2 separate regions of the Homo sapiens genome follow, and region 1 is linked to region 2. A link is a loop called in an ENCODE intact Hi-C map of the cell type or tissue named here. Cell type or tissue: pancreas. All regions are shown on one strand. Each heading gives the region's core, and the rest is flanking DNA. Links, peaks and the distances in the headings are about the cores only.

What was found. Hi-C counts contacts between places; a loop is a spot of excess contacts. Peaks named below come from ENCODE experiments on the same cell type or tissue, not always from the same donor. Only the 100,000 strongest peaks of a DNase experiment are listed, where the experiment ranks them.
Region 1: it touches region 2 in a loop (2.0-fold over the local background); 87 of 110 quality-filtered maps call a loop at or near these places.

The regions. Positions count from the first base shown.
Region 1 is chr10:110,140,200-110,145,579 of GRCh38, forward strand. No RefSeq gene overlaps it. Among named protein-coding and RNA genes, the nearest start is that of MXI1, 65 kb to the right of the region's middle. In pancreas, for the core only: no CTCF peak of the experiment used is centred there; a DNase peak (open chromatin) is centred at 2,232.
Region 2 is chr10:110,191,850-110,197,229 of GRCh38, forward strand. No RefSeq gene overlaps it. Among named protein-coding and RNA genes, the nearest start is that of MXI1, 13 kb to the right of the region's middle. In pancreas, for the core only: no CTCF peak of the experiment used is centred there; no DNase peak of the experiment used is centred there.

The sequences.
Region 1 (5,380 bases), core at 64-5,063, 52 kb before region 2:
AAGATTTTCCTCATTGTCTATATTAGACTCGCACTCAAAAAGCTGGTAAATATGTCAGCCCTATAGAAAGACCATTGCAGAGTGTTAATTGGACTTCTTAGACCAAACAGTGTCCCTTCAGATTGATATTTAGACTTGAAATTTTTGAGAAAAACTTGGATTTCCCAAAGCAATATAACATATCCTAGCAGATAGGGATGGAAATTAGGAAGTAGTACAGTTATAAAATGCAGGCTTTATTATTATTTTTTTCTTTGAGACAGTCTCACTCTGTCGCGCCCAGGCTGGAGTGCAGTGGCATGATCTCGGCTCACTGCAACCTCCGCTTCCCAGGTTCAAGCAATTCTCCCGCCTGTCTCCCAAGTAGCTGGGATTACAGTTGCCCACCACCACGCCCAGTTAATTTTTTGTATTTTTAGTAGAGACAAGTTTTCACCGTATTGGCCAGGCTGGTCTGGAACTCCTGGCAGTTGATCCACCTGCTTTGGCCTCCCAAAGTGCTGGAATTACAGGCATGAGCCACTGCACCCAGCAAAATGCAGGCCTTAAGAGGCAGACTCAGCCGGGCCCAAGTAATCCCAGCACATTGGGAGGCCGAGGCGGGCGGATCACGAAGTCAGGGAATTGAGACCATCCTGGCCAGCATGGTGAAACCCCCTCTCTACTAAAGATACAAAAATTAGCTGGGCATGGTGGTGCACGCCTGTAGTCCCAGCTACTCGGGAGGCTGAGGCAGGAGAATCGCTTGAACCTGGGAGGCAGAGGTTGCAGTGAGCCGAGACTGTGCCACTGCACTCCAGCCTGGCAACAGAGCGAGACTCCATCTCAAAAAAAGGGCAGGCTCTTTTGGATTTCCCTCTGGTACTCCTGACTTATCTTTTCTGGGTTTATAAAACAAATATAGTGACAGTCCCCAGCCTGGACCTGGAGCTACAGTTCTGCTAGACTCTTCTCAATGGTTTTCTGGCTGTGTTCTGTCCTTCCTTGAAGACCATTTTCTTTCATAGACAGTCAAGATCTAAACTAATTGTTTTTTTTTTTTTTTCCAAAAGCAATAGCTTCTGAAGATTTTCACTAAGCAGGAGCTAGGGAGGAAGTAGTTGTTGCGTGCTATAACTCACCCCTTTCCTGTTGAGTAATGCTGTAGAGGTTGGATTCAGTGGCAACTGGCTTGCTAGACTTTGACTTCAGAGTAGATGAGCTCCTAGTTTTATGAGAGAACATGTAGATACAGCCAGCTTGTTGGCATGCACAGGCAGTCTCTTCCAAAGGTGTTTGCTGGACTAAGGAGTTAAAGTTCAACATTTCTTCCTACCTGATTTCTGTTTTGGAAATGTTGGCTTCAATTGTTTCAACTGAAATAAAGGTCATTTGAGGCTATTAGGATAACCAAGACTGTATCCCAAATATTATCTACTGGTCCACATCGCGGGGAGGGGTAAGACTCACTGCACCCGGATGTTTGGGTATCTTAAGCCTTTTAAATTATTTAATTTAAAATATCCTGTGTGGTAATTGAGATGTTTTGTTTTTAAATTATTTTTAAAATAGTGTTTTACTTTAGAACATATTTTCAAAATATGAAATTTTTTGATATGTAGGTATGGTCGTGTGTCTCCATTTTGACCTTTAAGTTAATATTGAGCAAGGGTATATGCACATGTACTTGCCAAAGCCAAGCTGAGCATGGGTCAATTAACTGCAGAGGAACAGGGCAGGCTGGGTGGGGCAAGCTCAGGAATTCTACCCACTCACTGAGCAAAGTCAGGCACTGGGGGAACAGCTTGAGCTGGAGAGCTAGTAGGAAGCCCAGCCCAGCCAGTGAAACATGGAGCCTCGAGAACATAGCCATCGGCCAAAAGCGTAGTCTGGTAAATGGTCTGCATCAGGGAAGTGGGAGTCCCAGTCAGGATTCTGGAGTAAGAAAGCAGGATGGCAGAAGCCCAGTAGCATGTGTAGGAGTGCCAGCCACAGGCTTAGCTCTAAGAGCAGCGCTTCCTCTACTTCCTGTGGGGTAATGGCAAGATCATGGCAGGACCTCAGGCTTAAGGGGCCTGGGTATAGTTAGCAGTTCCTCAAGACAGGAACTCGGATAGAAGGAAAATGACAGATGGGAATCCTGTTATCAGAACTGAGGTACACAATACTGCTCAGAATTCCAGAAGCCAGGCAGTGCTCAGAGCCAAGACAAGGTCAGGACTGGCCTGGGGACAGGCTTGGCTTGGTGCCCAGTGAGTCCCAGAGCCAGGAGCTAGAGCTACCTCAGTTCCGCTGGCCTCATTAGGACTAGTCCTGGACACCACAGCCAGGTAAGTCGGTCAAGTGGCCCTAGTCGTTGTGGGAGAGGCACACTGCAGAGACAGGGAAGGGCCCTGACATGGCTTTCACAATGGAAGCAACCCTGTGTGATAACAAGACAGCCACGTAAGAGTGGCTGCAGGAATGAGTTAATATTTCACACCAGAACCTACCTGAGGACTAGCAAAGATGAATAAGCAAAGGCCAAGTGCTACTGAAACACTCGCTGTGAAGATGGCCCCATGTTTCCTGTGAACTAATTTTCCAATCGGGAGGCAGTTTCACTATAGAAAAATTTAGCTCCAGTGATGTCTCTGCCCTTCCCCGCCCCCAACCCCGCCACCCTCTTACCAGGAGTCACTATAAGATGCACCTCAAGAACACTAATTGAATAGAAGAGAATCGAAGACAGTGGTCTGTGTTTCCTCCTCCTATAAAAAATGAGGCTATGATTTTATGCTGGCAAAACACCTTCGATTCCACATGGCGTCCTCCATAACCCTCTGGTTGTGGCAATAGCCGTTTGCCACTGAGTCAGAGGCCTCTCTGATTTGTCTTGCCACATCCACCCAAATAATGACCTCTCAGTTCACTCCTCCAACCTGCTTCCGGAGAGAATGGCTTCCTTAGGACCGTACCTGTAGCAGCTCCAATCTGTCATCATCTGGGGGACTCAGGAGCCAGCTGCATGAGTCATCCAGTCCTCTACTCCCACAGTTGTCCATAGAACACCTAGCCCTGCCACCTGGCAAGCCAGCCTTCTTTCCCACCCCATCTTCCCCAACCTGGGTACCCAGCAGAAGACATATACCCTCCCAGTGACCGCCTTAGCTCTCCAAGCACCCTTCTCCACCTGGGCACACTGATAGAGGATGTTTCCTTTCATCAAAATGACTTCTTCCTTTACCAAACTCCAGTAGCACTTCAGGATCATACTTAGCCTGTCTTGTAAGCATTATTGATTATGCATCTGTCTCCCCTACAAGATCATAAGCTCTGGGAAAGCAGGGACTGTATATACCTTGTTCATCCTTTTGTCCTTCACCATGCATGGCCAAAAATAGATTCTTCCTTTCTGTTGCTCACAAGGGACAACACTGTTCATGTTGGTGACATGTTAATAACATGTACATAGCAGAAAGATGTTCTCATATATCTTAAATAGTGAAAGTCAGGAAGTGGCTTAGGGTGAAAATCCTCCTTGGAGCCATTAGTCTGATCTATAAAGCTAATAATAATAATAGCTACAGTTTATCAAGTGCCTACCATGTAGGCTTTGTACTACATGTTTTAATTACATTATCTCATTTAATCCTCAATCATGCACTATATGGTTATCCACCAAAGGGGGAAACAGGTTTAGAGAGAGGCTAAGGAATTTTTCTCATTTCACCACTTAGTAAGTGGATTCAGACTCTTAAGTCTGTTTCTAACTGTTATGCCAGGTTATTCACTGAGTGCAGCCTTCTTGCCAGCTGGTAGGAAAATCAGGTATTAGAGCTTGCAGCAACATCACAGAAGCCTTCCCCAACTTGTCTCTCTCATGGCTAAAGTGGCTTCTAGGTGAGAAAGAGTTCGCATCCCCACTGGCATTTGCTAATCTAGGGTGCAGAGGGCCTTCCAGAGCACCACAGTGTCACTTCAGTTAGGTAGCCAAGGATAACTTTGGGAATGTGAAAAGGATAAAAGACTGGGTGCTGGTCTTAGCAAACCCTACTACAAGCATGCTGATAAAATGAATAGTGATAGCACACTTTCACTATTCTGATCAGCAGTGTGGTTTTCTAATTCATGTATTGTCCATTGGGTCTTCACTAATTGTTTATTTTACTGAGGGCTGCTGCCATCGATAGAGGTTGTTGGCACATTTTAACCCTGAGTAAAATGTAATAGCTAGAATTTACTGAGCACCAGGTACTTTAAGTTGATGCATTAATTTAATACAACAAACCTCTGAGGTAGATTGTTATCATCTCCATTTTACAGAGAAGAAAACTAAAGCTTAGAGAAGTTGCCCAAGATCACACTGTTAGTGTCAAAGCTGGGGTTCAAACCTAAGCAATCAAACTTGAGAGTTTATACTTCCACTTCCCTGATTCCCAAAAATACTTGCCATCTTATTCATCATCTTAGTTTACTGTGGATCTCTGGGGACAGCTGGCGTCAGTTAAATAAAACATTACATTATACTGGGCTTGTGTTTTCTTTCCCACTCAATTTGATGATAGAATAGCTATGACACATGATATGCTGCATGTTATCTCATTAAGCAATTACACCAATAATACCCTGAAATTTCCACATTTGAAATTGTTGTAGCACTTTTTTTCTTTGTCCAATAGTAAGGCATTATTGCTCTAGAGTCATAGAGACCTGAGTTTGATTCCTACCTCTTCACTTTTCTATTAAATGGGTATAATAATTATGCTAAACTCTTAGGGTTGTAATAAGAATTAAGCAAGATTATAATATACAAAAAAAACTTAGCACGGACTCTAGTATCAGGAAGCCCTCAACTGATGTTGGTATTGTTTGTATTATCACTTTTCTCTATCTCGATCTGCTAGAAGAGAATGCATATTAGGAGACAGATTAAACAATGGCTGGCTTATCTCTCACAGTTACCCACTTGAAATTTGTCATTCCTATTCTTTACGGAATTCTTTGCTGAATTGTGACCAGTTTTCTACTCTTTGAAAAAGGACAGAAGATGAGTAATGGACAGATAAGTTATGTAATTTACTCTTTTCCAGTAAGAAACCCCATTGTTGGGAAGTATGATTTGTGCCTTGAGAAGGTGATGGATTAAAAGATGATGATGACTCCCCCCAGACAAAGATGGTCTAGAGCAGCAGCTTCAAGATCAATGGGAATACCTAGACTGCAAGCAGCTTCCTGGAGAATTCTAGAGGAATATGACAGACAAGTCACTGTGGTTCTAAGATGTGTTCAGTGGAAGCAGCCGCCTTTCAGGCTGTTGTTGAAAGGAATTTTTTAGCTCTCTTTGCCCCTTGAAAGCTGAGGAGGCACAGGGGGCTGGTCATCTGCAGGCTGTGTGGCCCTGGCTATTTCATCTTGGAAA
Region 2 (5,380 bases), core at 140-5,139:
ATGTTGTTGTGTTTATATGTGTATATACACAATATGTATACATTGTGGAATGACTAAATCAAGTGAACTAACATATTCATTACCTCATATATTTATCATCTTTTGTGGTGAGAAAACATGAAATCTACTCTCTTAGCAATTTTCAAGTATACAGTACATTGCTAGTAACTATAAGCACCATGTTGTAAATCGATTTATTGAATTTGTTCTTCCTGTCTAATTGAAAATTTTTTTTTGAGACAGAGTCTTGCTCTGTTGCCCAGGCTGGAATGCAGTGGCACGACTTTGTCTCACTGCAACCTCCGCCTCCCTGGTTCAAGCGCTTCTTGTGCCCCAGCCTCCCGAGTAGTTGGGATTACAGGTGTGCACCACCATGCCCTGCTAATTCTTGCATTTTTGGTAGAGACAGGGTTTCACCATGTTGTCCAGGCTAGTCTTGAACTCCTGACCTAAGGTGATCTGCCCCCCTTGGCCCCCCAAAATGCTGGGATTACAGAGGTGAGCCACTATGCCCAGACCTAACAGAAATTTTATCCTTTAGCCAACATCTCCTCAATTCTCCCTCCTGCTCCCATCATCTTTCAATTGTCTTTTTTATTTGGTTCGAGATCTTGCTGGTTCATAGAATGACGAATGATTTTTTTATGGAAACCTGGAAATTTTCCTGTTATGTTATAAGGCTCTGCATTTTATTTAGACCTTCTGTTTCATGTGGCTTTCTCTAACACCACCATGGCGGGGGAAGAAAAGGTACTGCCTTGTTACTGCTAGGTGGAGATAGAAGTCCAAGTTCCCTTGTTGGTCTCCATGGACACTTGAGGGGGCGCTGTGTTAAATTGTGCAGGAATGGGAGCGCCTCTGTGGTCACCACTAACCACAGTGGGGAGGGCCCTTATTACCAGCTGGTAAGATTGAAGGTCATGGCCCCTATTCTGCTTTCTCTGACATCATTCTTGTGGAGGAGTTTGGAAGGCGTGCTATAGCCTGGCTAGGGTGAAAGTTGAGGCTCCCCACTTGGCCTTTTCTGGTGAGAGTGTGGGTGGGGTCACAGTTTCTCTGTGGTACTTGGCTGCAGTAGAGTGCTTATTATCTAAAAGTTTTTGTCGTGTTAGGCTGTCCCCTTCCTGGTCCTTTGGCTAGAGAGAATAGGCTTTTGTTGAGACTGTTTTTGCCTCTGCACTTTTTGGTGTGTCCAGGTTACTGGCTTCTTCAGCTCCAAGCCTGGAACATATGAGGCAAAAATAAAATCCAGAGAATTAATCACTGTGTTGTTCCTAGGCTTCTGAGATCTCTGGGCAGTCTTCCTTTCTCTCTCCATCTTTTAGAGTTGTCTTATGCTTGTTTTATATATAATGTCTAAGGTTTGGGGTTGTGCTTAGGGGGAATAGAGAAAAGTATGTCTACCCCTTCTTTTTGAAAATAGAAATTCTTTCTGCCCCGTTTTTACTTACACCTCTTAACCAAAGCAAAAACCCACTAAAATTTCAGTATCTTTCCAACTTTCAGCGTAACTCATCAACATTTTTAAGCGATCAAAATCCTTTGCTAATAGAACGTCTCCATGAGATATTTTGGGCCCATCTTTCCAGAGAGCTAATCAGGCCTGAGTTATTCAAGTATCCTTTCTGGGTAAATCTGTTATCACAGTAAAATTAACCCCATCAAAGGATGTTAAATCTCCACAGTTCAAAGAGGGAAGATAGTTTTACACTCCGAATGGCTGTCCTAAAAACACCAAAATGCCCAGCTGTTGGGTCTTGCTTTACCACGTCAAAACTCCGACTGGTGGCTGGTGATGTCCCCAAATTAAGTATCTGCAGCCCACATCCCACTTTTTAGATTTGATCTCCTGGAGATGTGGCCTGAATTCCTATTATGTTTCTTTCAGCAAGGCAAGTGACCAAAATCAAATCAGAAACAAATCTCTGAATATTATTAATAAAGAAGTTTCCTTTGAACTAGAGTCTTTTTAACTGTGTTTCCCAGAGATTTCCTGTGCAGCTTCAAAAGGAGTTCATGTCCAGTTTGATTAAGACTTTATCTCAAATCCTAATGGAGACAGCCATTTTCTCAGAATACCCATAAGCATGAATGTTAGCCAGTTATATAGCCTTGTAAAAAAAAGCAACATAACCTCTCCTTGGGATCCACACTAGTAAAATGATTTTCTTCATTAGAAGTGAGAGGCAGCTATTTATCCAGCTCTGAACCCTGTGGCAGGAAAACTTCTGGAAACCCAGATAACTTTTCTGTTGGTACCATGTTTGCTGTTAGGTTCGTCCTGATATTGAACAAACATGGACAAAATGCTGTGTGTTGCAACCAGATAATATATTGTCTTTTATTTCACTATTATTTTAGTTATTTGGGGATTTGGAGAAAGAGGATGGGGTAGGGGATGGTTAATGGAGACAGATGGTCAATGCAATTATCACTTGAAAAACAGGTTTGTCCTTCAAAAATGACAACAGTGGACTCTCAATGGCAGGTGAAATTTGAAAAAGGATTAGGAAAGGATTACCTAAGAGAAAAAGAACAGGTGCATCCAGGGTGCTCCAGTGAGTGGGGAGGGTGAATGACACCCTCAAAATAGTCCTTTTGCATTTCAGTTCTATTTGTACTCTGGACTTTGACAATGGTCAGTGCTGGGTGAGTTTGGGCTCATCTTAAAGATGGGCAAAAGATAGAATGAGCAAAGAAGTTTCCCTCCATTCTTTGAAGGGAAAACAGAACTTAAAGATCATATGTTGTACTTTTGGCCGGGCGCGGTGGCTCACACCTGTAATCCCAGCACTTTGGGAGGCCAAGATAGGCGGATCACGAGGTCAGGAGATCGAGACCATCCTGGCTAAAACGGTGAAACCCCGTCTCTACTAAAAAATACAAAAAAATTAGCCGGGCATGGTGGCAGGCGCCTGTAATCCCAGCTACCGAGGAGGCTGAGGCAGGAGAATGGCGTGAACCCGGGAGGTGGAGCTTGCAGTGAGCCGAGATTGTGCCACTGCACTCCAGCCTGGGTGACAGAGCAAGACTCCGTCTCAAAAAAAAAAAAAAAAAAAAAAAATCATATGTTGTACTTTTTAGTGAAAAGATGTACAGATGTACCTGAAGAAAAGGCAGGAAACCGACAACTTTCAAAGCTCTCCACTCTGCGTGAGCCCCAGTTCTCCTCTTCCCGACCCTGGGAATAGGTAGGGAAAGAATATTAACTATCTGGGGAAGGTGGCTGTAAAGTCAAGGCAAGAATTTCTATAAGAGAACTTATCAAGGAGTATTATGGATGGAAGTGATCATCTGGCCCATACTCATTAAACAAATGAAGAGACTGAACCGTAAGTGATGCAATGACCTGCCTAAGGTCACGACAAGTTATTGGCAAAGTCACAGCTGGAAATCAGGGAGTCAGGTCCCTTTTATCCACCCCAGCCCTTTTCTTTATGCTATGAGTAGTGCTATTTTGGCTAGGCACGATGGCTCAAGCTTATAATCCCACCACTTTAGGAGGATGAGGAAGGAGGATTGCTTGAGCCCAGGAATTTGAGACCAGCCTGGGCAACAACGTAGTGAGACCCTGTCTCTACAATAAATAAATAAATAAATAAATACGTGTGTGTGTGTGTGTGTGTGTGTGTGTGTGTGTGTGTGTGTATCCAGGAAGAGTGGTGGCTTGCATCTGTAGTTCCAGCTACTTAGGAGGCTGAGGCAGGAGGATTACTTGAGCCCAGGAGTTTGAGGCTGCAGTGAACTATAATTGTGCCATTGCATTCCAGCTTGGGCAACAGAGTAAAACCCTGTCTCAATTTTTTTTTTTAAAAGAGTAATACTATCTTAACAGGCTTGGCCTATGTCTTTCCCTTAAAAGCTGAAAGATGGGAACAGAGGGTTCTGAGCCTACATTCTGTTCAGCAGAGGGACTCCTTGAGGAGCTCCAGGTTTTATAGTACTGCACTCCCACCTGCAGTACCAATGGCCCCTGCTCTCCTGCTATTGCCAGATGTTGGGAGAGGGGGATCTGTAGGGGACCTCTGGGAAAGATAACAGCGATAAAATAATAACAACTACTTATTGAGTGCTTTGTCCATGCCAGACACTGGGCGAAGTGGGCATTTTACAGGCATTATCTCATTTGATTCTCATGATAATCTTGTGAGGCAAGTATAATTATCGTTCCCATTTTGCAGATGAAAAACTGAGGTTCAAAGGGGTTATGTAACTTGCCCAAGCTTATATACCCCCAAAGTAATTGACAGAAATAGAATTTGCACCTATCTCTGTCTGGCTCCAAACTTCAAGCTTTAGACCCTGTGTTGTGTGACTTCTCAAGGCGGACTTCACTCTGAGCTCCCCAAGTCACAGGAGAAATTTGGGTGGCTGCTTAACTCACATACACAAAGGAAATGAAATTTGACATATACTGGCTTTGCTGTTTCTGGATGGAGGTGGTTAGTGGGAAGGTTGATGTCTCTGGAGGGCACTGAGCTCCCAAGAGATGGTACTGGGCACTCTGGTGTGACCTTGAAAACACGATGGCTGCACAGTCCAGCTCCACTCTGACTGTGGCTGACTTGGTCTCTGGGATGTGGCCCAGCAGAGCTCCCTGAAGGCAGAACTTTGGGTAGGTGACGTTTGTCACATGTCTCCATTCCTTTCCTACGTAGGGGTTGCCCACTCTGGGCCAAACCCCATTTTCCTTCCTATGATCTCCAAGATTTTAGCTCCCTTCTATCAGTGATTCCCAAGCACAGCTGCCCACTATAATAACCTAGGAAGCCTTTTTAAAATTATTAGTATCTGGACCACATTTCAAGAGATTCTGATTTAATTATTCTCAGTTGTTTCCCAATTAAGGTTGCCAGATAATATATAGGATGCTCAGTTAAATTTTAATTTCAAATGACAATGAGTAATTTTTAGCATAAATATGTCACAAATATTACATGGGCCATATTTATACTAAAACATGATTTGTTGTTTATCACAGATTTAAATTAACTGGGCATCCTGTATTTTCACTAGAAAAATTTGGCAATCCTATCCCCAAGTGATTCTGATGTACAGGCACAGGCTGAGAATCTGCCATATGCGATCCACAGTCCTTGCAAATGCACCTATGCATTACTCTCCGCTTCACTACCTCTGGCCAGGGCAGCAAATGCATGCATTTTCTTAGGGTCTTCTGTGAATAATGGCCTAGTGTCTGCCCTTTAACTCAGCAGTGGGGCTGATCATGTGAAGGGGAAGACAGACACCGTGAGAAGTCACCGTGGGTGCACATAGGAGGTTGGTAATGTCTGATAAATAACTAGAGGTTCTGCCTACTCCCTGGGCTGGTCCTGTGTGGAGTTCTCAGTAATTGAACAATGCTTATTGGGTAGCTACT